Regions from separate parts of the Homo sapiens genome. Here regions 2, 3, 4, 5 and 6 are each linked to region 1. A link is a contact called in ENCODE Hi-C or POLR2A ChIA-PET data. All regions are on one chromosome and are shown on one strand. Each heading gives the region's core, a stretch centred on a gene start or an enhancer-like site at or near the end of the contact. The rest is flanking DNA. Distances are from core to core; before and after follow the strand shown. Region 1 holds the start of ZNF165 (zinc finger protein 165). Region 2 has its middle 6.3 kb from the start of TRT-AGT6-1. Region 3 holds the start of HCG15 (HLA complex group 15). Region 4 holds the start of LINC01556 (long intergenic non-protein coding RNA 1556). Region 5 holds the start of HCG14 (HLA complex group 14). Region 6 holds the start of ZNF391 (zinc finger protein 391).

The links. Hi-C counts contacts between places; a loop is a spot of excess contacts on that map. ChIA-PET counts read pairs that join two places held with the same protein, here RNA polymerase II (POLR2A). Pooled maps may share reads with other maps.
Region 2: a map of heart right ventricle shows a loop between it and region 1 (4-fold over the local background). The contact joins the enhancer-like site here to the promoter of ZNF165 in region 1. A Hi-C loop is called at or near these places in 2 of 168 maps with a recorded cell type or tissue (HepG2 and heart right ventricle), 1 of 37 single-sample maps with no recorded cell type and 15 of 50 pooled maps. POLR2A ChIA-PET finds 5 or more read pairs at or near these places in 2 of 52 experiments (RWPE1 and activated B cell).
Region 3: a map of chondrocyte shows a loop between it and region 1 (4-fold over the local background). The contact joins the promoter of HCG15 here to the promoter of ZNF165 in region 1. A Hi-C loop is called at or near these places in 2 of 168 maps with a recorded cell type or tissue (chondrocyte and naive thymus-derived CD4-positive, alpha-beta T cell) and 10 of 50 pooled maps.
Region 4: a map of CD4-positive, alpha-beta memory T cell shows a loop between it and region 1 (5-fold over the local background). The contact joins the promoter of LINC01556 here to the promoter of ZNF165 in region 1. A Hi-C loop is called at or near these places in 1 of 168 maps with a recorded cell type or tissue (CD4-positive, alpha-beta memory T cell), 1 of 37 single-sample maps with no recorded cell type and 11 of 50 pooled maps. POLR2A ChIA-PET finds 5 or more read pairs at or near these places in 1 of 52 experiments (AG04449).
Region 5: a loop to region 1 is called in a map of naive thymus-derived CD4-positive, alpha-beta T cell, with 6 times the contacts of the local background. The contact joins the promoter of HCG14 here to the promoter of ZNF165 in region 1. A Hi-C loop is called at or near these places in 2 of 168 maps with a recorded cell type or tissue (CD8-positive, alpha-beta T cell and naive thymus-derived CD4-positive, alpha-beta T cell), 1 of 37 single-sample maps with no recorded cell type and 10 of 50 pooled maps.
Region 6: a loop to region 1 is called in a map of naive thymus-derived CD4-positive, alpha-beta T cell, with 13 times the contacts of the local background. The contact joins the promoter of ZNF391 here to the promoter of ZNF165 in region 1. A Hi-C loop is called at or near these places in 2 of 168 maps with a recorded cell type or tissue (CD4-positive, alpha-beta memory T cell and naive thymus-derived CD4-positive, alpha-beta T cell), 1 of 37 single-sample maps with no recorded cell type and 13 of 50 pooled maps.

Annotation. Positions count from the first base shown.
Region 1 is chr6:28,077,294-28,082,502 of GRCh38, forward strand. ZNF165 (zinc finger protein 165) reads left to right here and starts at 3,275. Exons shown (of 4, transcript NM_001376491.1): 1 at 3,275-3,677. RefSeq lists enhancers at 2,731-2,800, 3,601-3,720.
Region 2 is chr6:27,165,930-27,171,138 of GRCh38, forward strand. No RefSeq gene overlaps it. Among named protein-coding and RNA genes, the nearest start is that of TRT-AGT6-1, 6.3 kb to the left of the region's middle. Within about 2 kb of position 2,847, at least 3 of the 41 ENCODE cell types and tissues checked have a DNase peak (open chromatin) inside an H3K27ac peak, as active enhancers do.
Region 3 is chr6:28,981,739-28,986,947 of GRCh38, forward strand. HCG15 (HLA complex group 15) reads left to right here and starts at 3,011. Exons shown (of 3, transcript NR_135289.2): 1 at 3,011-3,246; 2 at 4,939-5,141. It overlaps TRF-GAA1-2 (tRNA-Phe (anticodon GAA) 1-2), which reads right to left and starts at 6; the gene lies at 1-6. TRE-CTC1-6 (tRNA-Glu (anticodon CTC) 1-6) reads left to right here and starts at 461; the gene lies at 461-532.
Region 4 is chr6:28,941,423-28,946,631 of GRCh38, forward strand. LINC01556 (long intergenic non-protein coding RNA 1556) reads left to right here and starts at 2,362. Exons shown (of 1, transcript NR_103538.1): 1 at 2,362-3,116. TRL-AAG2-2 (tRNA-Leu (anticodon AAG) 2-2) reads right to left here and starts at 2,281; the gene lies at 2,200-2,281. TRM-CAT3-1 (tRNA-Met (anticodon CAT) 3-1) reads left to right here and starts at 3,153; the gene lies at 3,153-3,225. It overlaps TRQ-CTG1-3 (tRNA-Gln (anticodon CTG) 1-3), which reads right to left and starts at 250; the gene lies at 179-250. RefSeq lists an enhancer at 1-546.
Region 5 is chr6:28,893,437-28,898,645 of GRCh38, forward strand. It overlaps HCG14 (HLA complex group 14), which reads left to right and starts at 3,094. Exons shown (of 2, transcript NR_104117.1): 1 at 3,094-3,294; 2 at 3,675-3,884. TRL-CAA1-1 (tRNA-Leu (anticodon CAA) 1-1) reads right to left here and starts at 2,892; the gene lies at 2,787-2,892. RefSeq lists enhancers at 1,499-2,135, 2,771-3,406 and a silencer at 2,197-2,360.
Region 6 is chr6:27,385,802-27,391,010 of GRCh38, forward strand. It overlaps ZNF391 (zinc finger protein 391), which reads left to right and starts at 2,958. Exons shown (of 3, transcript NM_001076781.3): 1 at 2,958-3,274.

The DNA of each region.
Region 1 (5,209 bases), core at 2,025-4,524:
CCTAGATTTCCTCCCAATTGCCCAATGCCAACACACCATTATCCTTAAGGTCACAGATTGATTTGTCACAAACAGTCTTGTAGGCCAGGAATATACTGAATTGCCCCAGATGGCACCCAGTGGCTCTCTGCTACTAACCTCCAGCCCTGGCTTCCCCTGGGGTGGCTTGGATGACTCCAGAATCTCTGGCACCATTCCTGTATCCCTCAATGAGTCCATCTGGAGAGGTCAGTGGAGTAGACCTGTTTTTTCTTGGTGGGATTACTTATTGACTATATTTGTGCCTCCAGGAGGTTCTTCTGATACTGTGTAGAAGCTGGAAGCCCTTCAGAGATTTGTCTCCACAGCTTTGAACAACACCAAACATGGTATGGAGGCCTTGAACATTGAAACAGCTGCAGTGAAAAAAGTGGTCTACAAAACCAAATGGCCCTAGAGATGCTGACATCTGTGCAAGGGGGAACCTGTGCCCTTTACAAAAGTGAACATTGTGTGTATATTCTAGACAAAGAAGCTGAAGTTAATCAATCCGTCCTTCACTCACGAAAGCAATTACAGCTTACTGACCACATAGGGTATGCCTGGTGGTCTACACAAAGTCATGTTTTCCAGGATGGGGTCCTTGGTGGAAAGCTCTGCTAGGAAGCCTTTTGGAAAATGTGATTTTAGATTTTGTCAGGTGCACTTGTATTTACTGTTAGTGTAGGTTTTGTTTGCAGTGTTTCATAAAGCCAGGGGAAAGAAATTGCCGATGATCCCACCCTTTCTGACCAGCTCAGGGAACATATAGGAAGAGATGGGCATGTGAGATTGTAAGAGCCAGTCAGGAAAATGGATTGCAGGATCTCTGACTGGAAATCACAGAGCCTTGACTATTCTGTGACTGAAAATCAGAGTGCCTTGACCTCTCTGTGACCTAGCCAGCTGCAGATTTTTTCCCAGCATGCTTGAACCCAAACTTGGGTCTTGAACATTCCCAGGCACTGATAAAGGTATCTAAGTTGTCACTGAAAACAGTGAAAGAAACTAGCTCTGGCCCTGAGCCAAATTCTTTAAACCCTTATATAAACTCCATACCCTGACCCCCTCACTGCAGACATATCTAGGTAGAATGTCCCTTTTCTCTCACCACCCATGGGGAGGATTCCTGCAACACTATGTAAGTTCCCTTAATAAATGCTTTGGACAGATCACCTTGGCACATAGTGCTCCTTTCTTTGGAATCCCAACCAGCCCCAACTAGGACGGTTTTGGGCACTCCCTTGTGTGAACTCCCCTGCCACCACTTTTGGGGGACAAAACAGTACATATCTAATAGAATCATCTTGTTAAAAAGCAAGGGAACAACAAATACAAAATTTGTGATAGTGTTTCCTCGGATGAGAGGTAGTATAGAGAGGGACTAGAAAAAGAGTAGTATTAAATCTAAGTTGTTGTCAATCTACAGTTCTTATAGACTAGGTAATGGATTAAAAAATGTTCACACTTTAAGGCCATGCATGGACCAATGACAGCCAGTGGTTTTAATTAATACCATTTTGAATATCTGAGTTCCACTGGGGTAAGGGGATGAATCAAACAAGGCCTCAGAAGAAAAGTTGTCTGGGAATGCAGGAAGGTTTTGCAGAGGAGATGAAGTTTCAGTTGCAACCCTGCTGCGTGGGCTTCAATTTCACCACCTGAGATTTAAATAGAGGCAGGAGTCACTCAGGCTAGAATGCAGTGGTGCAATCACAGCTCACTATTGCAGCCACCACCTCCTGGGCTCAGGCGATCCTCCCACCTCAGCCTCCCGAGTAGCTGGGAGTACAAGTGCATTCCACAACCCCCGACTAATTTTTTTTTTTTTTAATTTTTGTAGAGACGAGGTCCCAACTATGTTGCCCAGGCTGGTCTCGAACTCCTGAGTTCAATTAATCCTCCTGCCTTTGCCTCCCAAAGCGGGGAATTAGAAAAGTGAGCCAACACGCCCGGCCCACTAGTGTTAAAAAATAAAAACAAAAGCAATAATCTGACAGATAGAGCCAGGGAGGGCTATGAAGAGACACTTCTCAGGCTTGTATGCCTCATAAGAAAACTATCACATATGACTGCAAAACCCATCTTACACCAAAAATACCTCTGCAAGGACATCCGCCCAGCAACTGTTTGTCTAACCTCAGACTGGTGTCATCCTCGTTACCGATCTTTGTAGTCAAGAATAATGATTTCAAAACAATTAAATAATCCTCCCCATTCTTCCTTTAAAAACCTTTGTCTTCCTTTACCTCCCTGAATAGAAACATAGTTTACTCTGGCACGTCTATTCTTATTGCAATTTCCTATTCCCGAATAAACTTTTTTTTTTTTTTTTGAGATGGATCCTTGCTCTGTCGCCCAGGCTGGAGTGCAGTGGCGTGATCTCAGCTCACTGCAACCTTCACCTCCTGGGTTCAAGCGATTCTTCTGTCTTAGCCTCCCAAGTAGCTGGGACTACAGGCGCCCACCACCACACCCAGCTAATTTTTATATTTTTAGTACAGACGGGGTTTCACCATGTTGGCCAGGCTGGCCTTGAACTCCTTGTTAAATACAGTGAGTTCTAAATTTCTCTTCAAAGAATCAGTATGTCAGTATGTTCAATTCTTTGTTCTCCATTTTAAACTTTAACTTCCTCATTTTCCTCGTCTCCTTGCCTCTAGTTTCAGTAAACAACCTTTTCCACCAGTTCTAATCAGTAGTTCACATCTGTTCCCCTGGTGACCTGCTCCGTCCTGAGTCACCCCTGGTCACCTGCTCTGACCTGAGTCACCTTTAGTCACCTGTTCCGTAACCGTCCTTCCCACTGAAACTGCTCACCCTACCACTCCGGCTCATACCCCTGCTCTCTTTAAAATAGCCAATCGGAATTAACTTAGACTGTGCGGTCCAACCCTAGCCAGTAGGGGAACGACACAGCACTAGGGACTACCTGCGTCAGGGATAAGAACCCCTTCCCCTCCCTTGTTCAGGTGTGCTCTCGCCATTGCTCCATCCGTGAGACGCACCCTTCTATAGAAGTAAATTGCTTTGCTGAGAAAATGTGTGCTCGAGTGTGTATCTTTTTCTTCTTCTTCTTTTTCTGAGACTGAGTCTCACTCTGTCACCCAAGCTGGAGTGCAGTGGCGCGGTCTCGGCTCACTGCAAGCTCCGCCTCCCGGGTTCAAGCGATTCTCCTGCCTCAGCCTCCCGAGCACCTGGAACTACAGGCGCGTGCCACCACGCCCGGCAATTTTTTTTTTTTTTTTTTTTTTTGTATTTTTAGTAGACACAGGGTGTCACCGCGTAAACCAGGATAGTCTCGATCTCCTGACCTCGTGATCCGCCCGTCTCGGCCTCCCAAAGTGCTGGGACTGCAGGCGTGAGCCACCGCGCCCGGCCAACGTCATTTTCTTTTCAGGAGTCCCTTCTGTTATTTAGCAAGACACACTACTACAATGGAGAAAAAAGATGCCCCCTCCTTCAAGCCCTGAGATCTTCAGGACTTTGGCGAAAAGTCTGCGCCCGAAGAGACCCAGGAAGGATTCTTGGAATTGTAGTCCAAAGGCATCCCGCCTTCTGCGCAGACTCACAAGTCCCTGTGGACGGAATTCTTGAAGTGTAGCGCCGCTCAGTCCTTCCACCGGAAGTGTCCGATCGGAATCAGCCCTGTCCGAGAGGTGAGTCCGGGTTTGGGGATCCAGATGTCCAGCCCCGTGTCCCCCTCCAAACATCCAGTCCCTCTCATATTGCCTTTGAAATTAGCAGCCTCTGGGTGACCAGACCTTGGCCCTCAGAGGAATCCCGGAGAAAGGTAGAACCAGCTTCGGCGTTGGGAACGCAGGCGCGCTTACGCATTTAGTGAGGGTTTGGCGGTCTCCATAGTTACCGCCGCCGCGCGTGACGTCATAGTGGAGCGCTGAGGGCTTGGTGGCGTGGGGTGGGGGCTGTCCTACTGATCCTGAATTTGGGGTCACTGGTAAGAGGAGTTGCCCATTCCAGCCAGGTGGAACGGGGAGGGGTGCCACATGTCTCAGATCTGCCATTGTCTGCGAAAAGAAACTGCTGCGAGGACCATCCCCAATCCCCTGCTTCCCTTGGGAAGAGTAACCGCCGTTTTGTAGGACACTTGGGGACAACCCCGCTTGTCCTGAAATTTATTGACACGGTAAATAGTATTTCCTGTGTGCCGAGGATGCAGTTAAACCAACACTGACCCCCTGCCCTTGAGAAACACAAGGTACTATGGGAGCCTTTACCAGCATGCCCCTTGAAGTCTCTGTTCTGCTTTGTGGTCTCTACCGGATTTCCCCTGACTGTCTCCCTCTCCACCAACAAAACTCTCACCCGTCTTCCCCTCCCGCAACATGCCCACCAAGACATGTTCATCCATCAGGAGCCCTGCTCTTTAACCTCCAACTTTCTCATCATAATTAATTACTCGTTCCTCTCTGTTCTCCTAGCGTTTCTTCACACATCTGCTTACCCATTTTTGTAAGTCCTCCTAACACAATATTATAAGGCACTAGATGCTCAATCAATATTTATTAGTTTAAAGCTACCAGCTTTAGGGGGACTCGGTTTTAAATAGATGAGAAGTGATAAAACACCTGGAGATAGTACTGTCAGCTGAGATAACATGTCATAGAACCAGCTGCTCAGCATAATTGAAATTTCATTCGGATTATATGGGCCTACTTTACACCCATCTTACTATGGTAAATGAGATCATGCTCATTAAGCATTAGGACACTACTTGGTTAGCGCATCTAGGAAACATAACCAGAAATATCAAAGAAATGGCCCAGTAAAATATAAGGGATTGAGACTCTCTGGTTAATATACCATGGAACTAACCCCCCTTTTTTTTCTTTATCATTGATAAATTTTGTTCTTACTTATACTCAAATTGTTTGTTTTCCAAGGTTCAGTCTGAACCTAGTGATATTTATTTCATACTCTTGGAGAATTAATACTGTTACATATCTTCAACTACCCTTTTCATGAATCTTGTCTGCCAAGACAAGCTCGGTCATGGAGACCCTAACCCAGTGGCGCTAGAGGAATTAAAGACACACACAGAAATATAGAGTGTGGAGTGGGAAATGAGGGGTCTCACAGCCTTCAGAGCTGAGAGCCTTGAACAGAGATTTACCCACTTATTTATTGACAGCAAGCCAGTGATAAGATTTACTGAAAGTATTCCTTACGG
Region 2 (5,209 bases), core at 1,597-4,096, 910 kb before region 1:
CCACCGCGCCCAGCCAGATCTTTCACTTTTGAAAATTGTAAGTAATAGATTAACTATAACCATTTTAAGTCTTTTGTCATCTACATATAGTTATTTTGTTTTACTTTGATGCTGCATTGAAAGCCCTTGCAATTAGCTATAGGCCAGAGTGCTTTATCTTCAACAAAGAAGAACTCTCAAAACCTTATGGAAAAAGACTATGCCAGGTACTTTTGGGTACAGGCTTCTGAGGGCATCACTTAAGCAACTTTAAGACCATATCATTCTACCAAGGCAGCATTTCCAAACTCTAGTCAAGAAACACATGGTCTCATGAGAATGTGCTAGGGAAATAAAACAATCCTGCCAACAAAAATACCCTTCTGTACCAATAGAAGAAAGAACATCCTTTATTGAGTGTGCATTAACAGATGTACATGTATGTAAGGCAGCATAAAGGTGATGACAAAATTAGAACAAAATCTCACTCATCTTACATAGCAAAGCTGAAAAAAGAACAATAATTCCTCTTAACTTCTTGAAAAGCAAAGAGCTGCACCTCATGACACTCTCCCATTCATCTTTGAGAGAGACCCCTGACCTAATTCTAGAGCTACCTTTTCTACATATCTAAAGTTTATTTGGTCCACCAGCTTGGAAATAGCCCTACATTGCAAAATCTGGAGACTAGGTTTAATCTTTTTTTTTTTCTTTTCTTTTCTGAGATAGGCTCTCCCTCTGTTGCCTAGGCTGGAGCACAGTGGCGTGATCATAGCTCACAGCAGCCCCAAATTCTCCAACTCCTGGGCTCAAAGGATCCTCCCCACCTCAGCCTCTCAAGTAGCTAGGACTACAGGTGTACATCACTACATCCAAGCATTTTTTTTTTTCCTTTTACAGATGGGGGTATCACTATGTTGCACAGAGGCTGATCTCAAACTCCTGGGCTCAAGCGATCCTCCCGCCTTGGCCTCCTAAAATGTTGAGATTACAGGTGTGAGCCACTGCACCTGGCCTAATCTTTAAAAATACTAATCTCTGCTGAAGATTAGCATAAGGACTCAGACTCACTATGTCTACAAGGAAACTCTATAAAGAGAAATGGGCACTTTGCCATACATGAATGGAGAACATAATTTTCATTTACCCTTACAACTGCTAACTGGAGATCCAGTGGGGCCAGAATTAATTACCTAGAACTACATGAATTTATGAGGGATGGTTGTAGTTATTATTTAGAATATTTTTGATGTCTTTTTAGTGTTCTATTTTCTGAATGCATAAAAAAGCACTTTCTCTTTCCTCTCTTTTTTTTTTTTGAAACGGAGTCTCGCTCTGTTGCCCAGGCTGGAGTGTAGTGGCACAACCTCGGCTCACTGCAACCTCCGCCTCCTGAGTTCAAGTGATTGACCTGCCTCAGCCTCCCAAGTAGCTGAGAGTGCAGTGATGCGATCTCCGCTCACTGCAACCTCTGCCTCCCGGGTTCAAGCGATTTCCCCGCCTCAGCCTTCCGAGTAGCTGGGACTACAGGCGCGCGCCACAGTGCCCGGCTACTTTTTTGTATTTTAGTAGAGACGGGGTTTCACCATGTTGGCCAGGATGGTCTCGATCTCCTGACCTCGTGATCCGTCCGCCTCAGCCTCTAAAAGTGCTGGGATTACAGGCGTAAGCCACTGCTCCTGGCCGATTTTTTGTTTGTTTGTTTTGTTTTATTTTGTATTTTTAGTAGAGACGGGGGTTTCACCATGTTGACCAAGCTGGTCTTGAACTCCTGGCCTCAAGGATCCACCCACCTCGGCCTCCCAAAGTGCTGGGATTACAGGCATGAGCCACCGCGCCCGGCCTCTCCTCTTAAGCTATCTATGTTATGAGCCATTTACTCATAACAATTTAGCAGACTTTGCTTTTGTAAACTAAAATTAAACATTTGTAAATATCTTATTGTCCCTACCTGACCTCTCTAAAATTGGGAAACTCTTATTAAGTATTCTTATTTTCATGGCATTATAGGTATTTGCATAGGTTCAGTAAGAATCTGTCCTTTTTTTCACTAGGACATAATTGGAAACACTGGTCATGCAACCAAGGCTTTGCCTCAAATGTCGCATTTGAAAATGGTGTTCATTTGATCAGGTATAACCACACATTTTTTAAAAAGTAAGGTTGACGTTATGGAGACTTACAAAGCAATCTCCAGGAAACTAGCCTGATACCTTGTTTCCAGTGTTCCTAGCCTTCTAAGTGAGTGTCTATAGAAGGACATTTCCTGGCAGGCCCAAGAAACTCAGAATGTTTTAGGGACTTTGAGAAGAGAGGTATTCACTCAAATTTACAAGTACTGCAGGTTAAATCTGGTCATGAGGTCTTGGCTTCTGAACAAGCAACTAAGAACGAAAACAAATAATAAGAGTCTTTATTTAAAGTCCAATCTGTGACTCCTTGTGAAAACTTCCAGCAAAGCAAACTTAAGACAGCCTATATGCTTCACAGATGTAATCAGGTCAAATTAATGACCTCATTCTTATTTTATGACGAAGAATATTATCCTTTTTTTGACAAGAATATTCTTTTGAGATTATTTTTGGTCAAAAGAGGGTAAGTCTGTAAGAAAATAATTTTGTTTCAAATGAAAACTATGCATCGTCTAAATACAGCATATGCTTCTGGGATATCAGGTTCTAGCCTTTTATTATCTTTGAGTTATTTTACAGTTTTTTGTAAATTAATAGGCATGCAAATTCTATCTTGTCCAGTACAGTTTCAGTTGATTTCTGACATGGTTTGGATGTTTGTCCCCTCCAAATCTCATGCTGAAATATGATCCCCAATGTTGGAGCTGGGGCCTGAGGAAGTGTTTGAGTCATGAGGGTAAATACTTCATGAATGACTTGGTGCCCTCTCCTCAGTAATGAGTTTGTGTGAGAGATCTGGTTGTTAAACCTGAGCGTTCTCACGAGGAATCTCAGATTGGACTTTAAAAAGAGACCAGGACTTTCCTTCTCTCTCTCTTGCTCCCTCTCTCACCATGAGGCGCCTGCTCCTGCTTCACCTTCCCCATGAGTAAAAGCTCCTTTTGGCCTCACCAGAAGCTGAGCAGATGCTGGTGCCATGCTTGTATAGCCTGCGGAACCATGAGCCAAATAAACCTCTATTATTTATAAATTATCCAGCCTCAGCTATTCCTTGATAGCAACGCAAAATAGACTAACACAACTTTCCTCCCACAGTGGAAAAACCAGTTTTCTCTCCATTTCCAATGTAATTCTTCTACTCCATATAAATTTGTGTTTTTTGACTTTCCCTTTAAACTGGTTATAACATCTGTCTGATTCCTTCACTGAATCAGCAAAATAAGATATTTAATCTGTATTCATTATTTTTATTGAGATAAAATTTACATAACATAAAATTAATCATTTTAAATTGTACAATTCAGTGGCATTTAGTATGTTTACAATGTTGTGCAGTCATCATTTCTATCCACTTCCAAACATTTTAATCACCTCAAAAGCAAACTCTATACTCATTAAGCAGTCACTCCCCATTGTTCTTTTCCCCAAATCCTGGCAACCATTAATCTAAGTTCTGTGTGTATGAATTTACCTATTCTGGATATTTCATTAAATGGAATCATACACTGTCAGCCTTCTATTGCTTAGCATAATGTTTGAGGTTCATCTGTGTTGTGTATATATGAGTACTTCATTACTTTTTATGCTGAATAATATTCACTGTATAGATGTACCATATTTTCCTTGTGCCTTTATCAGTTGATGGATATTTGTGTTGCTTCCACCTTTTGGCTATTGTGACAGTAATACTATAAATATTCATGTACAGGTATTTGTTTGAAAACCTGCTTTTAAATCTATTGATTATATGCATAAGGGTGGAATTGTGAGTTCATATGGTAATTCTATGTTTAACTTTTTAAGGAACTACTAAACTTTTCTACAGTGGCTGCACCATTTTACATTCCCGTTAGCAATGTATGAGAGTTCCAGTTTCTCCATATTCTCGCCAACACTTGTTATTACCTGATTTTTTAATTCTAGTCATCCAAGTAGGTATGGAGTGGTATCTCACTAATTTGCATTTCCCTAATAATTAATAATGTTGATCATCTTTTCATGTGCTTGTTGGTCATTTGTATATCTTCTTTGAAAGAATTCCTAGTCAAGTCTTTTGCCCAATTTTTAATTGGTTTGTTTTCTTTTTGTTGTTGAGTTGTAAGGGTTTTTAAAAATATACTCTGGACACTAGACCCTTACCAGATATATGATTTATAAATATTTTGTCATTCTTTTTTTTTTTTTTTTTAAGACAGAGTCTCACATTGTCGCCCAGGCTGGAGTACAGTGGCATGATCTCCTCTAACTGCAACCTCCACCTCCCAGGTTTGAGCGATTCTCCTGCCTCCCGGCTAATTTTTTACATTTTTAGTAGTGATGGGATTTCACTACATTGGCCAGGTTGGTCTTGAACTCCTGACCTCATGATCCACCCACCTTGGCCTCCCAAAGTGCTGGGATTACAGGTGTGAGCCACCACACCCGGCCTTTCTGTTATTCTTTAGGCTGCCTTTTCACTCTTCTGATATGTCCTCTGATCCACAAAAGTTTCTAATTTCAAGAAGTCCAATGTGCCTATTTTTCCTTTTGTTGCATGTGCTTTTAGTGTCATATCTATGAAGCCATTGTCACATTGATGGTCATGAAGATTTATTCCTATTTTTTCTTCTAGGAATTTTGTAGTTTTAGCTCTTCCATTTAAGTCTTTGATCCATTTTGATTTAGATTTTCCATATGGTACAAGGTAGGGATCCACTTTCATAGTTTCACCTGTGAATTTTCAGTTATTCCAACCCCATTTGTTGAAGAGATTATTCTTTCTCTCATTGAATTGTCTTGCTGGTCCTTGTCAAAAATTAACTGGTCATAGGTATACGGCTTTATTCCTGAACTCTCATTGATCTATATGTATATATGCCAGCACTGCACCATTTTTATTATTGTAGTTTTGTGGTATCTTTAGAAATCAGAAAGCACAAGTTCTCCAACTTTGTTTTTCTTTTCTTTTTTTTTTTTTTTTTTTTTTGAGATGAAGTCTCACTCTGTCGCCCAGGTTGGAGTGCAGTGGCATGGTCTTGGCTCACTGCAACCTCCACCTCACAGGTTCAAGTGATTCTCCTGCCTCAGCCTCCCAAGTAGCTGGGACTACAGGTACATAC
Region 3 (5,209 bases), core at 1,761-4,260, 900 kb after region 1:
TTCGGCTCCGCCCACGCCACTTAAAAATAAGGCTTAATGAATTTATTACTTATGTTTTTTATTTACTATTAGGTATTTATTAAAAAAAAAACCCACAATGACAGGTACTCCGAAGGAACCAAAGACAAATTAAAAAATTATTTCGTTCTTCAAATGGCTCACCACTTTATGCAAAGAAAAGCAAGAAGACAATTACAAATTGATGCTACAATTTATTCTCGGTTGAATGCACACATCGAAACAGAGCACGTTCCATCATCCAGTTACGAACTTCCCAAATTACTCTTATGGCATTGCCACGCCCTCTGCCGTCCAGATTTTATTGGTTGGTGCAAAACAGGAGGTCAGTGAATACGAGAGCATGACCGTGCACTAACTCGTCGGAAAAGTAGAAGTCAACTGTGTGCGTATGTGTTGAGTTCTCGCTTCATAAATATGTTTTAATAAACCTACTTCAGCTTCCCTGGTGGTCTAGTGGTTAGGATTCGGCGCTCTCACCGCCGCGGCCCGGGTTCGATTCCCGGTCAGGGAATGAGGTTTTTCTGTTTTAACCTCCAAATTCTTTCATCCAGGAACGAAATCTCTGAGTAAACAGCAAATTGTGGATAAGTTAACTTTCAATTTTCATAGGAGGCATTTTCTGCATAGAAACCCTGTTCCTGTTTTAGTATTCCAGGTACAAAATGACAAGCAATGTAATTTTCAATTATTTTAAAACATTTATTAATGAATACTTAATCTAGCGTAGACCGAGTGTCCGGCATTGTTCTAAGTAAGCGCTTTAACATTTTTAACTCAATTGGGTGATTCAGTAAGCGGGAAATTCCGGAGACAATCCATTAGGAGTTAGTTGAGATTAGCATAACCTTTTGAAAAGACAGTTATGAAGATGACAGAGAAGAAATGGCGAAGTCATTTCTGGGAGATTTGATCGCTGTGTTCAAGCTTCTGAAGCTGCTAGAGCCTCGGTGGTTTAGACACCTACTCTATCTTCCTCGGATTTCTCTGTAAGTTTCACGCTGCTCCAACTGGGCGCTAGGGGATAGCCCTAGAAATACCTACACAGTAATTTAATATTCTGGGCCAAAGCAGTTTCAGGACTGCTTCATCTCTCCAGCGCTTCAACCTTTTTTCCCCTATGAAGGTACAAATTATGTTTTTTTCCTAAGAGAGGATAGGAGAAGGTCATAAACATGAAATTAAAACCTGCTGTCACAAAACTGAGAAACAGGCAAACAATGAATTCAGCACCATCTCTGAATGCACATTTGGTAAATTTACCGAGAGCTACTGGAGAAAAAGCAGACTTTTTGTTTCTCTCCTGACAAGGTTTGGTGACCCTGTGCTAACTGGTTCCTGTCTGACAATATCGGGGCATGAATCTTTGTTTCTTGGTCTGTCTAAAGAGCAGCTATTGCTTATTATTTCTTTCTTATATCTGCTAAGAGTTTGGGGCACGTATGACTTCTCTACAAGTTTCCAAACAAAGATCGTGGTGCTCCTGATCTTATTTCACCAACAAATGGAATATGTGATTTTTTGTTTGTTTTTTGAAATGGAGTCTCTCTTTGTCGCCCAGGCTGGAGTGCAGTGGCCCGATCTCAGCTCACTGCAACCTCCGTTTCCCGGGTTCAAACAATTCTCCTGTCTCGGCCTCCCGAGTAGCTGGGATTAAAGGCACGTGCCACCACTCCAGGTTAATTTTTGTATTTTTAGTAGAGACGCGGTTTCACCATGTTGGCCAGGCTGGTCTCGAACTCCTGATCTCAAGAGACCCACCCGCCTCAGCCTCCCGAAGTGCTGGGATTACAGGCGTGAGCCACCGCTTCCAGCCAGGATGTGATGTTGTTATGATCCAGTTAAATGAAGCAGGACTTTTTCTAATTAATTGCACTTTCTCTTCTCTTCCCTGGCTCCATATATTCACAGTTTCCAAAACTTCCTTGAGATGGGACACTCTTTTGTCATCTTGTCAGTTCTGTCCTTGAATTAATAAACTTTGACACATACATAAGATCAATTTGACTAAGAAATCTTATTTTGACATAGACATAAAAGTAATATGGTTTGTAAAATTCCTGTATATACGGAAGCCTTTTAATCTAATGTTTCATAGGAATTCAACCCTCTAGGCCTGCTGGTGATCAGTTCTTGAAAAGCACCCTCTTTTCGTGATATCACACGTTGTCTCCTCTATGTGCAGCAAGAATCTCTTGCTTCATTAGTTTTTATGCCTCTGCTTTCAGAAAACAGTCTGGTTGGGACCCCTGTGAAAGGAACTGTCTGGCTTAACTTATCTTGATTAATGCCTCTTTTTTTCTTTTCTTTTCTTTTCTTTCATTTTCCACATAAAGCTAATTGGATTAGAGAAAAAGAACTCTTCTTCGAATGCTACCAGTTTCTTTCCTTCTCATCTGAGCTATTATTCATTGTCCATAGGAAAAAAAATTCCCTAATTTTGGCACGGTAGGTTCTGTTTATTCACCAGACTTGCTACCGTTTACTCGTCAGCTCAGAGAGAACGTCGAAAAAATATAACAAAACCAAAATATGCATCAAGACAAGAGGAGGAAAGAGAATGTGAAAGACTACTAAAAAAAAAAAAAAAAAAAAAAAAAGTCAACAGCTAGGGTCAAGGAATCAATCTGCAAATATTCAGAGCCAGTAGGCTTGTACTACACTAGTCACTATGGAAAATGAAAAATGACCAAGACAGAAATCTCACCTCTTAACACCCCCCAAATCCCAATTTTCTCAACTGTAAAATGGGAATAAAAGTATTACAGTATTTACTATATAAAGTTGCGATGAGTCAATAACATAATACACAAAAGCAGTCAGCCAATTATCCAAATCCGTGTTATTAATATTATCATCATCATCATTCTTCTCACCGTACTTGGGGAATGAAGGAGACAGATACTGTGAGTAAGTTTTCCTTTTTTTTTTTTTTTTTTTTTTTTTTAGACAGAGTCTCGCTCTGTCGCCCAGGCTGGAGTGGAGTGGCGCCATCTCGGCTCACTGCAAGCTCTGCATCCTGGGTTCACGCCATTCTCCTGTTTCAGCCTCCAGGTAGCTGGGCCTACCGGCGCCCGCCACCACGCCCGGCTAATTTTTTGTATTTTTAGTAGAGACGGGGTTTCACCGTGTTAGCCAGGATGGTCTCGATCTCCTGACCTGGTGATCCGCCCGCCTCGGCCTCCCAAAGTGCTGAGATTACAGGCGTGAGCTACCGCGCCCCGCCAAGTGAGTAAATTTTCTATTGGGCACAGAGTTACCTGCTAAAATGAAGTGTGGAAAAATACAATGGGGTGTGTGTATGTGAGAGAGAGAGGGAGATTTGGAGGTGGGGTGGGGAAGACCCTATTTGAAGTGGGCTTTGAAGAATGAACAAGATTTTTATTAGGGAACAAAATGGAAACCAGCATTCCAGGACAAGCGTCTCAGGAGAAGCAAAAGCGCAGAGTTGTGAAAGCTCTTAGATTTTCAGAACTTTGAATTCTGAACTATATATAAACCTGGAAAATCTCGGTTAACTATGGGATGGCATCAAGATTTCAATTTCAAGCTTTCTGGTCATGCACAGTAAAGCTGGAATTAGAGTCTCTTACGTATGGCAGTTGTTGACAAGTCCGTACAGGTACCTAAGTGCTTCCCAGAAAATTCCTCAAGTTGGTAGGTCCTGGGGGAATCAGTTTAGTTCTAAAGAGAGGACTCATCAGAGATCTGTTCAACTTCCAGGAATCTGTGAGGATAGCTCCAAATCTCACTCTCATGCCCAGCCTATCAAACAAAGCAAACCGGTTGGACTGAAGCTGTGGGATCGGGACTGAAATAGAACCAGCGAGAAAGGCAGTCCTCCTCGATTCCTAGAGAGAACACATTCAGCCAGCAGTTGGATAGAGGATACTAGCAAGTCCCTCGCCAGGGCGGGGGAGCAGAGACACATTCCTGTCCCGTTTACATTCTTCCTCTGGCGGAGGCGGGAGGGTCGCTTGAAGCCTCGGATTTCGAGATCAGCCAGGACAAAAAAGCGAGACCCCCGTTTCTACCAAAAAGGGGGGGGGGTGGGCGGGGGGAAGAGAGAGAGAGAGAGAAAGGAAAAGAAAGAGAAAGAAAAGAAAGAAAAACTAGGCGCGGTCACGTGTACGTGTAGTTCCAGCTGCTCGGAGGTTGAGGCGGGAGGATCTCTTGAGCCCAGAAGTTCGAGGCCGCAATGAGCTCTGATCGTGGCAGAGCGAGGCCCTGGCTCAAATACATACATACTTTGTTCTGACTTTGTGTGCCCTTACTCTTTCCTCAGGTGCACGCTTGGGCTCGTTACTGCTCAGAATTTTAGAATCACAGATCCAGCAGTGATCAGGCAGCTGCAGCTGTCAGGGACCACCACCACCTACGCGATTGATCCGTGGGAGAAGCCGTCCTACTCTTTTCTTTCTCCTTTGTCCTTCTCATTCCTGACCCCTTCAGGATTCTCAGTCTTCCCTCCGGGAGGTAGGGATTCTACGGAGAGAGAAGGGTTGTGGGGCTTGTTCTGTTGCGGGTTCAAACCCAAATTGTCTTTTTCTTTTCAGACTTTTGGCCAGTCTTGTCTCGCTCCAACCTCCTACCCCCACCCCATTCCTCAGTGCATTCGTGAATTTCTCCAAGCAGGCCTTTCCAGATCGACACTAAGTTCCAATCCCGAGCTGTGTGACCCAGCACCAATTCAGTCACGATGATGACTTGCAATTGCTTAATCAGTTGGCCTTTCCTCCTAGCTGTGAAGGTGAGGACCGCCGGTGTCAGCGTTCGTCCTGAATACTCAGTGCCCAGGCACAGAGTAGGCATTCAGTCAATACTTGTTGAACGGGTTAATGGATTCCTGATGTTCACTGGTTGATATCGTCACTTTCAAATAATTTCTCCCATTTTTCTGTTTTGTTTTCACCCTCCTAGTTTACCGTGCAGGATTGCAAACACCAGAGAGAAAATCAGTCTCTGGAATGATGCCTTTGATGGACCAAGATGCAGCTGATGAAGCATTGAACCAATTAGCACCTAGCAGGAGGGCACCCTTGCTCTGTGTCCTTGAAGGTTAAAGCTGTCAAAAAGTGGTCTCCCTCAAGTTCGGCCATCTTGCTCTCAGAGATCTAGAACTGGTAGGAGAATATAGCCTTGATAGTGGAGAGGAAACTATTGCTGTTGTGAGGGACTGAGAGAACCAGGC
Region 4 (5,209 bases), core at 1,112-3,611, 860 kb after region 1:
TGTATACAGACTCCATCATTACATACTGGCCCTGAGCTCATAGGTTATTGGGACCGCAGATTACATGTTTTTCCTCACGGCCAGAAACCATCAAAAATAAAAGTGATGAAACTGAAATTGAAAGCAGCAAGGTTCACGCTCAAGGTTATCGGAAACAAGGCAAAAGGAGAGAAATGAAAGGTTCCACCGAGATTTGAACTCGGATCGCTGGATTCAGAGTCCAGAGTGCTAACCATTACACCATGGAACCCTACTTAACAAAAAATGGATACTCGATCCACCTGGGGTCTCTCTTGTCTTCTACTTACTAATTGATTTAAAGTAATTTTGCAGGGGCAGTTTTTTTGTTTTGGATGGCCAAACGCAGGGATGGGAGGGGTAGGGCTCACACACTGTTTCCACCGCGCCTTTCTCCCAGATTTCTTTCCATCCTTCGGGGCAGGGCAGTATACTGATCTGGGAATATGGTTATTCCTGGAGATTTTTATTTTCTTTCGTTTCCAGCCCACGAAAAGGTGAATTGAATTTTAGTCTCACGGTTTGAAAGGGAGAAAAGAGAGAAAAGAAAAAATATACTATCTACTTTCTACAGTCTTATTTATTCATTGTACGATACCTACAGATGCCTCTAGAACAACCTCCGAGTATCTTGGCACTGCCCCTCAGTTGTAACCATGGGCTTAAATTTTTAAAATCTGTCTCCCGCATTCCTCCAAAATGCCTTAAGTGCAGGGCTGAGTCTCAGTAGTCTTTGATAGCCCACGGTCTGCTACTTTGTAGAAGCTCAACCAATGCTTGTTGCATGAATGCATAAATGAAAGGATGAGTGAATGAATGAATGAATGAATGAATGAATACTCAGTGGGACAGCCCAGCTTAGACTTTTGGGAGACTTTAGACTTCTTTTTTGCCTTCACTTGCTAGGCTAAATTTTACAAGTTCAAAAGGGAATAATTATTTCTCCTCCTCCTCCTATCTTCTTTTGCCTTTCCAGGTCCCAGCTCCCAGGTGGACATCTTAGCGTCCAGATGACCCAACATATAGGTGTCCTTTAGTATGGATGACCAAACTAGGATGTTATAGTGCTGGATGTAGTAATTCATTTTTTCAAATCTTAACTTTATTAAGATAACATGGTTATTTATCTAGTAATTGTGAGAACAACATATAACAAATAGACCACATATATACGTAGCGTGTCTGGAAGAAATACTCAGATATAAATTACTACTTTAGTCAATCTTAATATTAATTATTTGTCAACTATGCTTAATGTGCCTCTCTAGTCTCTCAAGACTAAATTGCTAAGGAACCCTGGAATCATTTGCTGGCATTCATCCTTTCAAGCAAGGTGCCTGTTACAAAATATCTGCTCAATTAGTATGTATTGGATACATCTTTTGGAAGGTGAGGAAGGAAGCAGTGAAATTAGAAGACTTCTGCCTAGGCGACTGTAAAGTGCTCCTAAGCATCTACCCACCTCCCTGCACACAAAAACTCTCCATTCTATCTCCTCGAGTCTCCTAGCCTTAAAAGATGGTCTAAACTACCCCAGATCCAGGTAAATAACGGATCAAGTCCTTCTTCCCTAAAACAGGTGTTATTCTTTCTATTCTATGAGCCTCCACCTTATTTCTTAAAAAAAAAAAAGAAAAAAATGTTTACTGTTTAAGAAGATAACAGAATCTCAAAAGCTAACTCTTCAACTGTGTTCAACTAAGGACCTTAAACTGCTCTCTGAGGATAGGTGAAGCGGGAAAGGCTCTAGGTGTCTGGTGACTGTTTCTTTTGTTGGTTCGTTTGTTTTTTCAGCCTTAGCACATTTATCCCTTGGAGAAGACAATGGAAAATAGGGCAGATGAGCGTGCGTGGCTTATTTATTCTTGAGTCTGGAGTTAAGAAGGTTGTACTTTTTCCTTAGGATTGCCCTTGGTTGGTTCACAAATTTCGCAAAGTGAATGAAAACACATGAAGGCCACTGAAGGGAATAACTAGGGGACGAGATGTCTGAGCCCCTAAATCGAGAAACATTTGGGCACCGTTTGTGGGACTGTACATATGGGTGTTATCTGTGGCCCCTAGGAAAACAGAAGAGGAACCTGTCTCACTTAGGAAGCTGTGAGAACTGCCCACACAAGGCTTGAAAATGGAACTTTACTGGGTCAGAATGACGAGGGGGAAAAAAAAAATACCTCACACTGGCAGCGGTGGGATTCGAACCCACGCCCCCGAAGAGACTGGAGCCTTAATCCAGCGCCTTAGACCGCTCGGCCACGCTACCACCCACAGGGTGCGTCGCCGCTTTCAGTTTCACCCAAGTGACTGTCGCCCCTTTCCAGTCCTTTCATTCCCATTCCCACATCACCATAAGCCCTTCCCTCAGGCCCCTTCTTCAGCATTCCTTGCTTCTCAGCATAGCCCGAGAACCCCCGATCCCTGACACTTTGCTTCTTCTCAGCTCCCAGATGGATCCTGGACAGGATGCTGCAGGTGGTGCAGGAGGGGAATCCTGCCCCATTTATCATCAACACAGTAAAAAGGGGTCGAAGAGACCGAGAGCGCCAGAGGACGCCATGGGCTCCACATCCACTTGGATTCCAGGGAGTAAGCCTCTCGACTTCAGGAGTAAGCAAGGCCAACCGTTTGGTTTGAGCCTGTTGCTTCTAAGAAAAGCGAGGAAAAATCCTGAGACCTCCTCCCCTCGCCCTTCATCCACTTCAGGGGACCGAGTGTCTCCACGGAACTTCACAAGGGAGGAAAAGAGTGAACTCATTATTATTTGTCTTGTCTTCGTTTCAGAGGCGGTACATCTACGAAAGCCCTAATCATAGAGGGAAAGACTCCTCGTTCCTGGCCCAGAAATGAGATGAGAAATCCAGGGCCCCGTACAGGAAGGCCTTTCGCAAAGTCCAGACTCAATTGCCTTCGCAGCCCTTAAAGTTTCCTTAGGAAGGTCTGTGGGAGAACGAGGTTGGTTTAGGAATTGGCCCCTGCCTTGTACTACGTAGTTTTGTCATCCAAAGTGTTTTAGAAGTGAATTGAATCATAGTTACGCCTTATTTTGAAACACTGTAATTCAGAGAACGTAAAACCTTATTAAAATGCCTCATAATCATCTTGGTAGAGCCGTTGGTTAAGCGGGAGAGACAGTTGCCTCCTTAGCGCAGTAGGCAGCGCGTCAGTCTCATAATCTGAAGGTCCTGAGTTCGAACCTCAGAGGGGGCAAGGCGTCTGTTTTGCCATTTTACTTCTTCTTGATCCAAAATGAGTAAGACAACAAAGGAAGTTGACAAAACGTTGTTCTTTCTCTGCTTTCTCTATAGAAAAGTGTACAATATGTCTGGTAAGGGAAAAAAAAATCTAAGGACATTGCTTTGATGGAACAGAACGGGTAATTGCTGTTTAATAGAACCATGTTCAGTTACAAAACAGTGATTTTCACTAAGAATTAAATTCTCCAAAATTCTCATCTCCCCTCCCGCCCTGCATACCAATTGGAGATAGAGCTGGTAGCATTTTCAAATGTTTTTCAGATATGCTTGGCAATTGTCTTTGTTTTAACAACACCAGAGTCAAGAAACTTGCCAGTTTTAGAGTGCTGAGATAAGAAAAAGTGGGTGGAGGGTTGTACTAGGGGTGTGGAAGGTATAGAATCTAATTATCAATTACTGACTTGGTTATCTTTTACCATTCTTCTGGAATGGCTTACCACCAGGTTGCCACCAATAACATTCCATATGAAAAAAGAAAGGAAACAAAAAACTGACAAAAAACTCCCCCCTCAGTCTCATTGCATTGGACCTTTTCTCTTGCTTCCAGTCCTGTTGACTGGATCTAAATCATCCAAACTACCAGATGCAGGAAGGGGTAAAAAGAGAAACAAGAAGTGAAGAAGATAGGCTGATATTTACAGTCAAGATGAGCCCCTGACTCAAATAATAATGAGCAAGACTGATCATTAATGTCCTGCTCTTGAGTCCTACTTTGTTCCAAGCTGTGTTCCTATTAATCCATTCCCTCTCAGCTTTAAAATCACCCTTATATACTTTGTTTTGTGACATTGGGGCTGGGCGCCTGCAAATGATATTTCCCAAACTCCTTTGCCCATTGGCTTCCTCTTGTGTTCTGTCAATAAGAGGAACCAGAAAGAGACTAGAAAGCAAGAGGAGAGAAGCAGGGGCTGCTTTCTAAATTTTGTTCTTCCTGTCAGGTCACTCCAACAATGGCAGTTGAATCCCATCTCTATTTGTTCTCTTCATGCATTCCAGAATGTCTCACTGTCCATTACATAAGTAAGTAGTAGTCCAGCTGCAGCGCGTCCTCTTTAGCACTCCAGGATGCCTTTCCTCAGTGGTCTCAACCTCTTCCTTTTTGTTCTTCCAGCCCTACAAGGTGGTAGCTACTTCCCAGTAGTTATCACCTCTGAGTTACCATGGTGTGCCCAGTTGAAATACCTAGTCTTATTCCTTTTTTTTTGAGACAGAGTCTTGTTCTGTCACCCAGGCTGGAGTGCAGTGGCACAATCTCAGCTCGCTGCAACCTCTGCCTCCCGGGTTCAAGCGATTCTCCTGCTTCAGCGTCCCAGGTAGCTGGAATTACAGGCGCCCGCCACGACGTCCAGCTAATTTTTGTATTTTTACCAGAGACGGGGTTTCACCATGTTGGCCAGGCTGGTCTTGAACTCCTGACCTCAAGTGATCTGCCCGCTTCGGCCTCCCAAAGCGCTGGGATTACAGATGTGAGCCACCGTGCCCAGCCTTATTTCTTAACTAGACCCTGAACCACACATAGGGGGTGCAGGGATAGCACTCCACACAACAGAAAAAGCTTCTGCTCTCATGGAGTTTACATTTTAGTGGGGAATGATAAAGAATAAATTCAACCAGATATATAAAATGTGAAGTAGTGATACATGCCATGAAGGAAAAGAGCAAGAGAATGGAGAACAAAGGGGAGGGGATTGCTTTATAATAAAGGGTGACCAAGGAGGCCTTCCTGATAAGGAGGCATCTGAACAGAGACTTGAAGGAAGTGAGTGAGTGAGCTGTGAGGCTATCAGGGAGAAGAGAATTTCAGGCCAAGGGAACAGTAATTACAAAAGGCTTGGCAGGAATGCCATTGGCATGTTCAAGGAACGAAGGAGGAGACTAGTGCAGCTGTAGGTCAGTAAACAAGGGAGAACTTGATAGGAGATGAGGGGGTTAGATAC
Region 5 (5,209 bases), core at 1,844-4,343, 820 kb after region 1:
AAAGAAGGAAGAAAGGAAGGAAAGAAGGAAGGAAGGAAGGAAAGAAACGCAATTTAATTCAGTTCAACTGCAGTTGAGCATTTGTGGGGGTGGGGGCGGGGTTGGGATGAGGGGTTGGAGACAAGCCCAGGCTGGTCTTGAACTCCTCGCCTCATGTGATCCTCCCTCCTCAGCCTCACCCAAGTGCTGGGATTATAGGTGTAAACCACCGTGCCCAGCAGGACAGTCAAGAAAATTGAAACTGGAAAGTACCTTGGCCTTTTACCCCAAATCTACACAATTTTACACAGTGGCAGTGCTTTTTCCTCTAACGCTATAATAGAATTCTGCAGGAGAATTCTTTCAGGGAGTTCACCTTTTGTTTTATTAGAGAGCTAAGTAACCTTGGGAGGTTGGGCTGACTTTGGAAGCTTCTGGAAATAAATGGGGGTTTAACAGATATTAACTTCATCCCGCCTTACAGATAAATGCCATTTTACTTTGAAAAGCAGTAGGTGGGGGTAGGGGGCGAGAAATAGAAAATTCCATCAGTTTGGTGAAAGCTTTTAGAGGATAACGTACTCTGTTCCATGAAAGAATCAGAAATGTGAGCAATGCAGGGAGAAGTAAGGTAAATCCAGACAAGCAGGATGGATTCCAGATGAGAAACCATATCTTCCATAGTGAATTTTGAAATGAATTTAAAATCTCCTATTATATAATCTGCAGTTTACTTTGTTTTCTTGTTGGAGAAAGTGGTTTTTGGAGTCCAAGTATGCAGAGGGCACCTAGGATTCCAGAGTTAATGGGACTGAAGAGAAAAAAGCGTAACCTGACCCAGATTCTGCTGCTCACCGCTCCAAAGCCAAATGCTAGAGGGGAGGTTTGGTGGGAGGAAAAGCTGCTTTTAATCCGAAAGCCAGCAAACTGAGAAGATGGAACACTAGTGTTCTAAAGTACCACCTTAAAATTTAAATTTTACCATACGGTTTTTGTGTTTTTGTTTTTTTGTTTTTTGTTTTTTCCTGTGACAGAGTCTCACTCTGTTGCCCAGGCTGGAGTGCAGTGGTGCAATCTTGGCTCACTGCAACCTCCACCTCCCGGGTTCAAGTGATTTTCCTGCCTCAGCCTCCTGAGTAGCTGGGATTACAGGCATCTGCCACCACACTCAGCTAATTTTTGTGTTTTTAGTAGAGACAGGGTTTCACCATGTTGGCCAGGCTGGTCTCGAACTCCTGACCTCAAGTGATCCACCTGCCTCGGCCTCCCAAAGTGCTGGGATTACAGGCGTGAGCCACCACTCCGGGCCTACCATAGGGTTTTATTTATTTATTTATTTATTTATTTATTTATTTATTTATTAATTATTTTTTTTGAGACGGAGTCTCACTCTGTTGCCCAGGCTGGAGTGCAGCGGGCAATGTGGGCTCACTGCAAGCTCCGCCTCCCGGGTTTAGGCGATTCTTCTACCTCAGCCTCCCGAGTAGCTGGGACTACAAGCACCCACCACCACACCCGGCTAATTTTTTGTATTTTTTAATATTTTTAGTAGAGACGGGGTTTCACTGTGTTAGCCAAGATGGTCTCAATCTCCTGACCTCGTGATCCGCCCGCCTCGGCCTCCCAAAGTGCTGGGATTACAGGCCTGAGCCACTGCACCCGGCCAGCAATATTTCTTCTGTAAAAGAAAAGAATAAGTGTTCCACATGGAAAGAACCCAAGATATATTAAGTGAAAAATGTCATAGCATGACTACATTTCTGTTAAAAAAAAAAAACAAAATGTTATATATATATGCGAATGCAGAGAAAAAAGAAATGTAAAAAATACAATAAATTTTTCACGGTGATTACATTTGCGAGAGGAACGTACAGCTTTCATATTTCATTCAATGGTTAAAATGGTACTCAATTTTGACTGACAAAACGGTAATGATCAGATGCCAAAACGAGTGTGAATGTGCATAATTTACGAAAGACATTTTTGAGAACTGGTTACATGAGTTTTGAAAATAGGAGAGCAGAGGACCTGTGTAAGATTTTTAAAGAGACTGCACTGTCACGAGCCACAGCGTTGTGAGATTGGTAGGAAAGTGCTCCAGGAAATATCTAGGGGAGGGCTTGGATCTGAGACACAGAGTGTGAGCCTGGTCGAGAAGCGGGAAAAGAACCCGCCCAGAGCCCCTTCTCTCCATTCCCTCGGCGAGGCAGGAAGCTATCTGCGTTCCGAATCCCGCGACATCAGGATTATCTCGCACTGCAGCACAGAGACCAATCGCTAGTAACCTCTGCCTTTAATTAGGCGTTTTTTGGCCCAAATCTCGCGGCTTCGTAAAAATATCGCGATGCTTCCGCTTTTAATGTTTTTAGTTTGGACAAGCCCTTTGAGATAAATTTAAAAGCCAATTCTTTTTTTTTTTTTTTTTTTTTGAGACGGAGTGTCGCTCTGTCCCCAGGCTGGAGTGCAGTGGCGCGATCTTGGCTCACTGCACGCTCCGCCTCCCGGGTTCACGCCATTCTCCTGCCTCATTCCCGAGTAGCTGGGACTACAGGCGCCCGCCACCACGCCCAGCTATTTTTTTTGTATTTTTAGTAGAGACGAGGTTTCACCGTGTTAGCCAGAATGGTCTCGATCTCCTGACCTCGTGATCCACCCGTCTCGGCCTCCCAAAGTGCTAGGATTACAGGCGTGAGCCACCGCGCCCGGTACCTAAAAGCCGATTCTTAAAAATATACGTTGGTAATTGTTTATGCCTACTGCTGAGATCAGGATATCTCTAAAGTAAGGAGAGGAAAAAGAAAAGTATGTGTCAGAAGTGGGATTCGAACCCACGCCTCCATTGGAGACCAGAATCCCCACCGCGGAGGAAGCTTAGCTTGAGTCTGGCGCCTTAGACCACTCGGCCATCCTGACACACTGCATAACAGCCCTGATTTTTGCACTAAAATAGAGATCAACAAGCAATGATTCTGTGTCGTGCACGCACGCAGAAACGCGATGACGTCAGGGTTGCTTGGTAACAGAAGGGCAGAAAGCCACTTGTGGATTGAAAAAGCAAAAGGGTTCGCAGGACTAGAAAATGTTTCTGCATAAAACTGGATCAAGTCTCTTACGGGCCTTATAACTGTTATCGCCATCTCGAAAAACGTGTGCGGGTTTTTTTTTTTTTTTTTTTTGCTCCCAGCCTGCCCAGATTTCAGGAAGGAAAGAAGATCTTTTGCTTCTTCGGTCGCTGGGTCGGCTCTCCAGTGTCTGATGTTTACTGAAATCTTGATCGTGGTTAGCCTCCCCCAGGACTTCATTGTTTGGAAGATGGTGAGGAACAAAACAAAACCCTAACAAAAGACCCCGGTTCTATAGGAAGGTCCCCTTTTAGCCCCTCTATTTTGGTTCCATTTGTCACTGCCTTGCCACTCGTCGAAGTTTGTCTTGGGCTCTAAAAGTGGTAGCCGGGAACGGCTGGGAAGGTCTCCACAGGGACCACCACATGGGCAAGGCTGGTGTCCGCGCCGAGGGATCGGCGATCCCAGGTCCGGGGAAACTCCGCGAGCGACGCGCTCGCCCGCGGCCTTCCTTGTCGCTCTCGGATGTTCCCGATTAATGGGCTCCAAGTGACCACTGCCAGGTCGGGGAACACAGCGGTAGTTTTTAAGGGGAGTGCACCACATCGCCTGATCCACTTTTCTGTTTCTCAGCCTTCGCCAAGCAATCTGAGCTCCAGGCCGGGAAGCCCCAAGGTCACAAATTTTAATGGAGCCCTGAAACTAAACAGAAATCATCCCTCCCACTAGAACAAGAGCCCCTAGAGGCCAGCGACACCGCTAAAATAACATGTGTAGACCAATGCCGTCCAGGTAACAGTGCCTGGCAAACACGGTAGAGGTTCAATAAATACATTTTAACTCAACCGTCTTAACTCTTGTATTTGGGGCTGTGAGGTTCAGATAGAGGAAATATAAAGTTGGATATTTTAATTAGATTTTGTCCTAATAGCTTACTTTTTGTATTTGTTAATATAAAAAAAATTTCCTTTTTGTAAGGCAAAGTTAGGTCTCTTTTCTGCATGGAGAAATAACTGAGTTTCAGTAGGCTCTATCTTAATTTCCACAGACTTCCTTGGTTTCATATCCTATTTTTGATAGAGAGAAAATTAGTAGTGAGAAGTACAGTGAACACTGGTTCCCCAGTCTCCCTCCAATACATGAGATTTGTATATTTTCTTTCGATTGGAAGGAAATTGTCCAGGAAGTGATTCCCAACATGGCAACTGTAATCTTACCCTAACTATAATTATTTTTTTCTAATTGCAAAGTACACACAAATTGTAGAACATACAAACATGTCAAAAATTAAAATCATCCATAATCTCACTAGTCAGAGGTAACTATTAACATTTTTATATATTTAGTCTTTCATATGGTATACATTTTCCAAAAATGGTCATGTGTAGTAAATAATTTGCTAACTTGCTTTCTAAATGAATATATTATGAATATATACTTGCTAAGTACTATATTTTGCATAAATCTTAATTCCTGCACATATTCCATATCAAAGTGGTATTCTTGAAAACTGGATTATTTCTAATTTTTTATTTTCATCAGCAATGCTGTAAAAACTATCCTTACATAAATATTTTCAAACATCCACGATTATTTCCTTAAATTTCTAAAAGTGAAACCATTACATCAAATTTTTTTTTTTTTTTTTTTTTTTTGAGACGGAGTCTCGCTCTGTCACCCAGGGTGGAGTGCAGTAGCACGACTTGGCTCACTGCAACTTCCACCTCTCGGGTTCACACCATTCTCTTGCCTCAGCCTCCCGAGTAGCTGGGACTATAGGCGCCCGTCACGACGCCCGGCTAATTTTTGTATTTTTAGTAGAGACGGGGTTTCACTATGTTGGTCAGGCTGGTCTCGAACTCCTGACCTCTTGATCCGCCCGCCTCAGCCTCCCAAAGTGCTGGGATTACAGGCGTGAGCCACCGCGCCCGGCCTACATCAATGTTTATCCAGTTTTTGTTTGTTTGTTTTGACGGAGTTTTGCTCTGTTGCCCAGGCTGGAGTGCAGTGGCATGATCTTAGCTCACAGCAACCTATCTCCCAGGTTCAAGTGATTCTCGTCTCAGCCTCCCGAGTAGCTGGAACTACACGCATGAGCCATCACACTCAGCTAATTTTTTTTTGTATTTTTAGTAGAAACAGGGTTTCACCATGTTGGTCAGGCTGGT
Region 6 (5,209 bases), core at 1,708-4,207, 690 kb before region 1:
TCATCCAAGAACAGCAGAATACTCTTTCTTCTCAAACTCACATGGAACATTAATCAATATAGACCATGTTCTGGGCTGTAAAACATAACTTAACAAATTTAAAAGAATAGAAATCATACAATGATTTATCTCAGATGACATTAGAGTTAACTAGAAATCAATAACAGAAAGATCATTGGAAAATCTCCCACATACTTGGAGATTAAGCAATACACTTCTAAATAATACATGGGTCAAAGAAGAAATGCCAAGAGCAATTAAAAGATACTTCAAACTACATGAAAATGAAAACACAACTTATCAAAATTTATAGAATGCTGTGAAAGCAGTGCTTAGGGGGAATTTATGGCAATGAATATATACATATTAGAAATAGCATAAAAATACCTAGGAATAAATTTAACCAAGGAAGTGAAAGACCTGTATGCTGAATACTGCAATTGCTTAAAGAAATTAAAGAAGACCTAAATAATTGGAAAGACATCCCATGTTCATGGGTTGGAAGACTAACTACTGATAAGATGATAATACAATTTGATATACAGATTCAATGTATTCCTTATAAAAATTTCAACATTTGTTTGCAGAAATAGAAAATCCCATCCTAAAATTCACATGGAAAATCAAATTACCCTGAATAACCAATGAAAACCTTGGAGAAAAGAATAAAGTTTAAAGACACATACTTCATAATTTCAAAACTTTACACAAGCCTACAGTAACCTAAAGAGTGTGGTGCTGGAATAAGAATAGGAATATAGACCAATAAAATAGAAAAGAGAGCCCAGAAATAAACCTCACATATACGGTTGATTGATTGATTTTCAACAAGTGCCAAGACCATTCAATGGGAAATGGACAGTATTTTCAACAAATGGTGCTGGGAAAACTGGATATCCAAATGCAAAATAATAAAGTTGTAGTATTTACACCATCTACAAAAATTAACCCAAAATGGATCAAGGACCTAAATTTAAGAAGCAAAACTATAAAACTCTTAGCAGAAAACATAAAAATCTTTATTAGACAATGTAATTTTCAAGTATTGCACAGGTGATAAAAATAAATAAATGGAGCTTCATCAAAATTAAAAAGTTTTATGCATCAAAGGACACTATCAAAAGAGAGAAAAACTTCACAGACTGGGAGAAAATATTTGCAAATCATATCTGAAGAAGAATATCTGGAATATACAAAAACTCATGCAACACAACAAAACCTAATTCAAAAATAGGCAAAGGATTTGAACAGACATTTCTCCAAAGAAGACACACAAATAAGTACATGACAAGATGCTCAACATCACTAGCCATTAGGGAAATGCAAATTAAAGCCACAATGAGATAAAGCTTATACCCATTATGATGGTTATAATACTACAACTACAACAAAACAGAAGTTAACAAGTGTTAGCAAAGATGTGGAGAACTAGAACCCTCCTGCACTGCTGATGGGAATGTAAAACGATGCAGCCATTATGGAAAACAGTTTGATGGTTCCTCTAGAAAGCTGATTGCAGAGTTACCATATGATATAGCAATTCAATGCCTAGGTGTATACCCAAAGAATTGAAAACAGTGACTCAGATACTTGTACACCAATGTTCACAGCAGCATTATTCACAATGGCCAAAAGGCAGGAACCACCCAAGTGTTCAACAAGAGATTAATGGATAAACAAAATATTATGTATGTATATTTATACACTGTTTGTGTATAAACACACACATATACACGAAGGAATATTATTTAGCCATTAAAAGGCATGAAGGATACATGCTGCAGTATGAATGAACCTTGAAAACTTTATGCTAATTAAAAATAATCCAGACATAAATAGACAAATATTGTATTATTTTACTTATATGGCATATCTAGAACAGGCAAATTCATAGAAACATAGTGTAAAATAAAGGTTACCAGGGACTGTGGGGAGCAGGGAATAGAGACTGCTCAATGGGCATCTTTAGGGATGACGAAAATGTTCTAGAATTAGATAGTGACGGTGCTGTTGTGAATACGCTAAAAACTTTACTGTATGACTTTAAAATGGTAACTTTAATGTTGTGCATAGTTTACCACAGTTTGAAAGTGTTTTTAATTTTTAAAAATAGGAAATGATAAAATTAGACTTTATCTAATTCTTTCCAGCTTTATAATTTGGATCCTGCTCCTTTGTACTTCATGGCTCATGCTTTATACTTACTTGATGTTTCTATGGTACTTGTGCACAGCTGTCATGTATCAGACCTGCAGTTTTGCACATGCTTTCCACTCTTCTAGTTCCTCAACTATTTGTAAGGTTGCCCTCCTTTATGTTTTCCATTAAATCTTCCATTAGTCAAACCACTCCAGTGTCCCTCGTTCCATAAGTTTCCCCTGCTCTGAACTCCCAGGGCACATTGTGCAACTTCATTACCTTATATTAAAATTATCTGGAATTTTAAAAAATCTACTAGATTAGGGTAGTGTCCTGATTTTATTCATTTTTTTCTTTTGGTGAAATTTGAGACATGTCTTGCATTTAACAGTATTTAAGCAACTAGATTGTGCAACGGAGCCAGTTTCTCCAGACAGGCTGGAGAGACCACTTGCATCAGAATCATCTGGGGTGCCCCTTGAAAATGCAATGTTCCGGGCCAACGAGTCAATCTCGGAGTGTAAATCTTGTGAAGCTGTATTTTAACAAGCTCACTTGGTGATTTATTTGTGTACGCTATTTAAAACTCTGTGAACCACCGGTCTAGGCTATACTTTGCAGTGTATTAAGGTGGTCTTCGGCACCTCTCGCAGACCCCCTTCCTCTTGCCTCTAGCGCCAACCTCTCAGCCTCTCGCATACCAGGGGAGGGGCTTTGCAAAACCTTCCACGAAAGTGAATCCCAGCACAGCCCTGCTGTAGCTGGCTCTCAGGCGCAAGCGCAGAGCTGCGACCGCTGCTGATACGTTGCTCAGTCTCAGTGTGGTCTCTGTTTTGCAACTGGTCGTCCGCGTCAGGAGACTTAGGTCCAGGCGACTGCCCAGACAATGACTGGTCCCGCATACCGAGCAGAGCATGATCAGCAGCAGTCTGAGTGGAAGAGTGCCTGTGATCTTAGGGAACCTGATGGGCGTTGGAGCAGCGGTTCGACGCATGGGTTTCTCTTTAATCCTTCCGACTTCCCCAAGCCCAGCGCACTCAGGTTCCGCTCCAAGTGCGGGACCCGCCCGGGGTGTGTCGGGGGTACTCGGCCGGAGGCGGCCGGTGAGTGAGGCTTACAGGGCCCCGGGACCAAGGTGGGTGCTCTTAGAGGTTCTGGAAAGCGGAAACACGGGTTCTTCGAAGGAAACGGGCGAAAGGGTCGCGTGTGGTTTGGCTGCAGGTCGGGTCAGGAGGCACCTCCACGGTTGGGACGCCGCGTGGCGTGGGGTCATGAAGCCCCCAGCGCTCGTCTCACTGGCGGGCCAGCCTAGTCCCTCTGCGGCAGTGACAGCCAGTGGTTTTCCCCGGGTGTATCCCTGGGAGATGAAAAAGAGCAGGGTTGCTCCCTGCTTCCCCTCTAGCTGGGCGAGGGAGGTCTTCGGTACTGGGGTGTTTCCCAGGTGCTTACTGAGTGCAGGCACTGCTCCAAGAGTTTTTACCTGCATTAACTCATTTAATCCTTGCATCAACCCTATGAAGTAATGTACTATTATTATGCCCATGTTACAGATAAGGAAATTGAGGCACACAGAGATGAAGTACTTGCTTGGCCGGGCGCAGTGGCTCACGCCTGTAATCCCAGCACTTTGGGAGGCCAAGGCGGGCGGATCACCTGAGGTCGAGACCAGCCTGGCCAATACGGTGAAACCCGTTCTCTACTAAAAATACAAAAATTAGGTGGGAGTGGTGGCGCGCGCCTGTAATCCCTGCTACTCGGGAGGCTGAGGCAGGAGAATCACTTGTACCCGGGAGGCAGAGGTTGGAGCGAGCAGAGACCACGCCACTGCACTCCAGCGTAGGCAACAAGAGTGAAACTCCGCGCCCCTCCCCCCCAAAAAAGAGAAGTACTTGCTTGAGTGCCAGTCCTTAGTTTATGTTTCTGATGATGAAGGTTGGTACTTGAATAAAGTAGTTGTTAATTATTTGTTGTGGGTGTATTGACAGTTACTGTGGATCATTGAGTTTGTGCTTTATGTGTGAGTTTGTGCTTTGAGCCAATATCTGGGAACATTGTTACCTGAAGATCACCTTTGGTAGGACAAGATTTTCTCTATTCTGTGATTAAACTGAGGCTGCCCAGGCAGTTCTGCTGATTGCTTTGTGGATTGGCAAAGGCTCCAGGAAGCAATCAACCTAGTGCCACAAAACAAAGCACCCAGAGAAGCCCTATTCCTGACCCTTCAAAACCTTCTTCCTTCTGAAGGGGGTAGAAAATAAAGGAGAATTATCCCTGGATCAGGAATTGATTATAGGAGAGACAAGCAATGTCAAAAGAATTTTAGATAATTAGGGTAACTGTGGTGGCCAGCGCTGTTAGTGCTAAAAAGTTTGAGTCACATAAAGGAATAGCAAACCACCAGGTTGGCTAGGGCTGCAGCATGTTGTGACCACTTAAGAGAATAATGATTTTGTAGGGATACAGTATCCAGAGAGCAGTAAGGTGACTCAAATAATGAAAGTATGAGGAAGAAAGGAGAAAAGGAGAGGCAACTTTCCACATTATGGTGGAGGAATCCCTTGGATGGACTCTGGATAAAGGTATAGCCCTAACCTCCTAGCATCTCTGAAATATGTTTGGGGGCTATCCCTGAAACTTTTGTCACATCCGCTAGACTTCCTTTTCCCATCTTACATACATCCTCCAAAGCCAGGAAAAAGAATGCATCTCTCCATGCTCTAGAGCAGCAGCTGCTGAAGGGAGACTCATAAATCCTCTGACAGCATCTTTCCTTAAACATACACCATCACAGTTTTCAAATTCATTGATGTGAGATGAGCACAGCAATAGCATCATCTCCCTTATACTATATATGATATTCTTTATTGTAAATGTTTTGCCATAGTTTAACTTGCAGTATTGATGAAAGTTTTGTAAGAAAAGACAAGCACATGCTAGTAATGGTGTTTTATAATGTGGGACGAGATTTTTCAGAAAAGTGACTTGACCAAGGAAGTGCAGCTGTAAGCAGTGTCATCTGTCTTCTATTTTGACCCTCAGGAAGAAGTAAGGGGACTAGTGCCATAGTGTC